Linked DNA regions of Homo sapiens: region 1 is linked to region 2. The links are chromatin contacts, found by Hi-C in ENCODE. All regions are on one chromosome and are shown on one strand. The core of a region is the stretch at or near the end of the contact, and the rest is flanking DNA. Distances in the headings are between cores, read along the strand shown.

What was found. Hi-C counts contacts between places; a loop is a spot of excess contacts on that map.
Region 1: a map with no recorded cell type shows a loop between it and region 2 (8-fold over the local background). The contact joins the promoter of CCDC174 here to the enhancer-like site in region 2. A Hi-C loop is called at or near these places in 1 of 37 single-sample maps with no recorded cell type.

What each region holds. Positions count from the first base shown.
Region 1 is chr3:14,650,402-14,653,101 of GRCh38, reverse strand. It overlaps CCDC174 (coiled-coil domain containing 174), which reads right to left and starts at 1,340. Exons shown (of 11, transcript NM_016474.5): 1 at 1,224-1,340. The coding sequence starts at 1,265. It overlaps LOC124909347 (a long non-coding RNA gene), which reads left to right and starts at 981. Exons shown (of 2, transcript XR_007095826.1): 1 at 981-1,433; 2 at 1,876-2,700. RefSeq lists enhancers at 1,028-1,097, 1,238-1,637, 1,141-1,799.
Region 2 is chr3:12,646,362-12,649,061 of GRCh38, reverse strand. The region is part of intron 1 of RAF1 (Raf-1 proto-oncogene, serine/threonine kinase); the gene reads left to right. Among named protein-coding and RNA genes, the nearest start is that of RAF1, 16 kb to the left of the region's middle. RefSeq lists an enhancer at 285-334. Within about 2 kb of position 1,286, at least 5 of the 41 ENCODE cell types and tissues checked have a DNase peak (open chromatin) inside an H3K27ac peak, as active enhancers do.

The DNA.
Region 1 (2,700 bases), core at 91-2,590, 2.0 Mb before region 2:
AACTAGTACTCAAATATTGGGACACCTATATGTTTTCCTTCCTACTCACTTTGTGTCCTAATACTCTGAAGTAAATTCAAGATTAAATCAAAGGTTGGGCAATTTGCTCTGATGATGAAAAGGCAGCAGCTTTGGAGTCAAGTAGAGTGAGTGAGAAAGGGTCTATCACTAAGATTTCTTCCCCCCGCCCCCCGCCCCTTAGACGGAGTTTCGCTCTTGTTGCCCAGGTTGGAGTGCAATTGCGCGATCTCGGCTCACCGCAACCTCCGCCTCCCCGGTTCAAGCGATTCTCCTGCCTCAGCTTCCCGAGTAGCTGGGATTACAGGCGTGCACCACCACGCCCGGCTAATTTTTTTATTTTTAGTAGAGACGGGGTTTCTCCATGTTGGTCAGACTGGTCTCAAACTCCCGACCTCAGGTGATCTGCCCGCCTCAGCCTCCCAAAGTGTTGGGATTACAGGCGTGAGTCACCGCGCCCGGCTATCACTAAGATTTCTGTCTGTAAGCTGGGGAAAGCTACTTCATCTTTCCAGGCCTCAATTTCATCATCCATAAAACGGAGATATTAATAGCACCTACCTCCTAAAGCCATTGGGAGGATTCAATGAGATAGTGCATATAAAGTGCTGGCACAAAATGTGTACTTAGAACAAGTTTTCTTTCTAGAGTAGCTGATGTAATAAATCTGCTTACATCCTTTCAGACCTCACAACTCCCTATGCCTGCATTAACAACTGTTTAGTTCCAGGGAGGGCACGCTGGACACTTTCGGGTCCTGCGAAATATGTCACACTCTAAAGTTCTGGGAGGACTTTGTGGGTCCCTGGATGGAGGAGAAACCAGGAAGAGGATATGTCTGCATAGCAAAAAGAAGCTAGGGTTCCTCCTGACTGTAAGGGAGAAGGCTGACGAGGTGCAGGTCCTTGTGGGCAGGGCAGAGGTGAGGCACGGAGTTTCCTAACCCACGGGACACCAGGTTCAGATCCGTGTCCGAGGGTTCTGGCCCGGGCGCATGTCAGAGGAGAGTAGCCCAATTCAGGGTCCTGTAAGAAAACTGAACCGGATCCCCGCCGGAGAAGAAAATCCAGTTCGGGGGTTCCTGTTTGAGGGGAGAGGTCAGGTCTCTGGGTCCCCGAGTGAAGAAACAAGCTAGGTCGACATTCTTGTCTGATGGAGACACGGTGAACCCGGAGCCCGTGGAGTTACCTCATACCCTCACTCACCGAGGAGGCCGTGACGTCCAAAGGCTTTTTCCTACGGTCCATGGTCGTGGCAGAGGGTCCCGGTCCAGGAAGGACCCTTTCTACCCGACACAGGCCTCGTAAGCCTACCTCCGTCGCAACCGGAAGTGTCTTCGACAGCGACACTGAGTTTGCGTGAGTTTGCGACGCGAGTTTGTCAGCTCAGCGCCATCTTGAGAAGGTCAGAGTGTGGTGCGTATTACGTTCACCATCATTTTGGAAAGGTCATAGAGTGCGGAGGTTGACGCTAACTGCTAAGGTCATCTTGAGGGCGGAAGGTAACAAGGATTGGTGTGGGCGCCATCTTGAGAAGGGCGGAATAAAGCTTTTGATTGCGATGGACGCCATATTGGGTGGGGCGGATGTGGGGTTGGCGACAAAGATAACGCCATCTTGGGGAAGGCTGACGCTTAAGTAAGTGAACTCGAGCGTCTCGGGAAAGGTGGATTGGGAGGACCGGAAGAATCTTAACTGCAATTCCAGGACCTGCTGCCTGGCACTTTTCACACGTTAAATAGTTGGTTCTTAAAAGAGCGTACGAGATAAGGATTATTATATTAATCTTAGTAGAAATAACAAGAATAATAGCTAACATTAATGTAGTGCTTATTATGGGCCACTTTACATATTTCAGCTCTTAAGAACGTGAACTCCTGGGCCGGGCGCGGTGGCTCACGCCTGTAATCCCAGCACTTTGGGAGGCTGAGGCGGGTGGATCAGGAGGTCAGGAGTTTGAGACCAGCCTGACCAACATGGTGAAACCCCGTCTCTGCTGAAAATACAAGAAAAAAAAAAAATTAGCCGAGCGTGGTGGTGCGCGCCTGTATTCCCAGCTACTCAGGAGGCTGAGGCAGAAGAATCGCTTGAACCTGGGAGGTGGAGGTTGCAGTGAGTCGAGATCAAAAAAAAAAAAAACAAAGAACACGTGAACTCGAAAGCTGACTTTCTGGGTTGGAATCGCTCTTCACGGCTTACTGCTTGTGTGACCTTGGGCAAGTTACTTAACTTCCGTGTGCCTCAGTTTCCAAAGGGGGATATAATTTTATTTACCTAATGGGTCTTAGTGAGGATTAGATGAGTTAAATGAGCTAGTCTTGATAAAAATGTTAATGATTATGGTAGACAGACCAATCACCCTCACCCCGACTCCCAGATGTCTACCTTCTAATCCCCAGAATCTGGGTATATGGTGACCTTTATATAGCAAAAGAGAATTGGCAGAGATGATGAAATTAAAGCGATTGAGATGGGGAGCTAGCCTGGATTGTGCAGGTGGGTCCCCTATCATCAAAACCATCCTTATAAGGGGTAGACAGGATGGCCAGAGTCAGACAGAGATCAGAGATGCTTTGAAGAGGGAGAGTGGGACCACATGCCTAGGTATGCAGGAGGCCGCTAGAAAAAGCAAAGAAATGAGCCCTCCTCCAGAGTCTCCAGAAGGAATGCAGCATTGCTGACA
Region 2 (2,700 bases), core at 37-2,536:
GCTCACTGCAACCTCTGCCTCCTGTGTTCCAGCAATTCTCCTGCCTCAGCCTCCCAAGTAGCTGGCATTACAGGCATGTGCCACCACGCCTGGGTAATTTTGTATTTTTAGTAGAGACTGGGTTTCTCCATGTTGGTCAGGCTGGTCTTGAACTCCCGACCTCAGGTGATCCGCCCACGTCGGCCTCCTAAAGTGCTGGGATTACAGGCGTGAGCCACCGCATCCGGCCGATGGGAATTTTTCTATTTGAAAGCCATTGACTCCAGAAGGAAGTGTAGGGGAGCTGGCTGAATCAGATGGTTACTTTTTTTTTTTTGAAGCAGAATCTCACTCTGTCACTCAGGCTGGAGGACAGTGGTGCGATCTCGGCTCACAGCCACCTCTGCTTCCTGGGTTCACATGATTCTCGTGCCTCAGCCATCTGAGTAGGGAATACAGGTGTGCACCACCACATCCGGCTAATATAGATGGTTACTTCTTGAAACTGCTTTGGTAAGATGTAAACTTGGGGGAATACCTCTTCTCTTGAGGACACATCTCCTCTGCCAAATGAGTGATGCCAGTGTGTAGAATGAATGATTCACTTATATTCTGTGTCCTTATCTTTGAGGAGGGCTAATTTTTTTTAACCACTTGTTGAATATGCAAGATTTACTGTGAAAATTAATGCCTTTAGTATGAAAGAGAAATTAGTGTGGAAATTGTTAGTGTTTCCAGGTGATTTTTTTCCCCCTTCCTTCCTACTTCATTATGTAGCTTTTTTTTTTTTTTTTTTAACTTCGCTGTTACTTGGCTATCTGAATAATCATTCCTAAACCATATTTTATTTGTACATTGTGTGTTTTGGTACTTGTGTTAATGGTGTACTTTGAATACACATCTGTTTATTTTAAAAATCAGCAGTTGCTGACTAGATGAAGAAAACAATGACTGATTTGAAGGTGAAAAGAAAAACTCGGGTTAAAAAAGAGTCCAGACAATGTGATTTAAAATGAAAATAATTTAAGCTTATTTGTGGTGAGAGTTAAAAATAAAGTTGGCTCCAGGTATCATTTGTGGAACTGATTTGTTTTAGCATAATTGTTTTTGAACTAGCTCGTTTTTAACTTGTATTTTTAAAGTTACACTTTTAAAATGTAGGAGTCTGTTTTGTAAACTTGTACAGCCCCTGCTAACTTTTAGAAGAGTAGAGTGGCTTATTTCTTCATGTGTGTTTATTCTGGGCTGTCATCTGATGAAGTTACCAGTTTGTGGTCAGAAATTGAGAAAGAGGAGTGAGGAAACGAAAAATATTGACACGTACACATCACCTTGCAGTGCATGAGAGTGCCCTTTTGGACTGGTTAGGAAACTAACATTTGAGCATATTTGCTCAGCAGAAACTTTTTATGTGTGAAAGTTATTTTTTTTCCAGTGTTGTGACCACTTAAAATTTATTTATTTGTTTTGTTTGTTTGTTTGTTTGTTTGAGACAGGGTCTCACTCTGTTGCCCAGGCTGGAATGCAGTGGCACAATCATGGCTCACTGCAACCTGGACCTCCCTGGGCTCAGGTGATCCTCCCACTTCAGCCTCTTGAATAGCTGGGACTACACATGTGCTACACCGTGCATGGCTGATTTTTTGTAGAGATGGGGTTTCTCCATGTTGTCCAGGCTGGTCTCAAGCTTCTAGGCTCAAGCAGTCTGCTTGCCTCAACCTCTCAAAGTGCTGAGATTACAGGGGTGAGCCACCATGCCTGGCCTGAATTTCTTTTTTTTTTTTTTTGAGATGGAGTCTCGCTCTGTCGCCCAGGCTGGAGTGCAGTGGCGCGATCTCAGCTCACTGCAGCCTTCGCCTCCTGGGTTCCCGCCATTCTCCTGCCTCAGCCTTCCGAGTAGCTGGGACTGCAGGTGCCCGCCACCACACCAGGCTAATTTTTTGTATTTTTAGTAGAGACGGGGTTTCACCATGTTAGCCAGGATGGTCTCGATCTCCTGACCTCGTGATCTGCCCGCCTCGGCCTCCCAAAGTGCTGGGATTACAGGCGTGAGCCACCACGCCTGGCCGGTAATGAAGATTTTAATAATGACTTTAAAAACCAGGCACAGTGGCTCACTCCTGTAATCCTAGCACTTTGGGAGGCCAAGGTGGGTGGATCATTTGAGGTCAGGAGTTTGAGACCAGCCTGGCCAACACATTGAAACCCTTTCTCTACTAAAATCACAAAAATTAGGCTGGGCGTGGTGGCTCACACCTGTAATCCCAGCGTTTTGGGAGGCTGAGGCAGGTGGCTCCTGAGGTCAGGAGTTTGAGACAAGTCTGGCCAACATAGTAAAACCCGTCTCTACTAAATATACAAAAAATTAGCCGGGTGTGGTGGTGTGTGCCTATAATCCCAGCTACTCGGGAGGCTGAGGCAGGAGAATCATGTGAACCCGGGAGGTGGAGGTTGCAATGAGCCGATATTGTGCCATTGCACTCCGGCCTGGCAATAGTGTGAGACTCTGTCTCAAAAAAAAAAAAAAGACAAATACAAAAATTAGCAGGGCGTTGGTGGTGCGCACCTGTAGTCCCAGCCACTCAGGAGGATGAGGTAGGAGAATTACTTGAACCTGGAGGCAGAGGTTGCAGTGAGCTGAGATCGTGCCACTGCACTCCAGCGTGGGTGACAGAGGAAGACTCCACCTCAAAAAAAAGACTTAAAAGAAACCGGTAATAT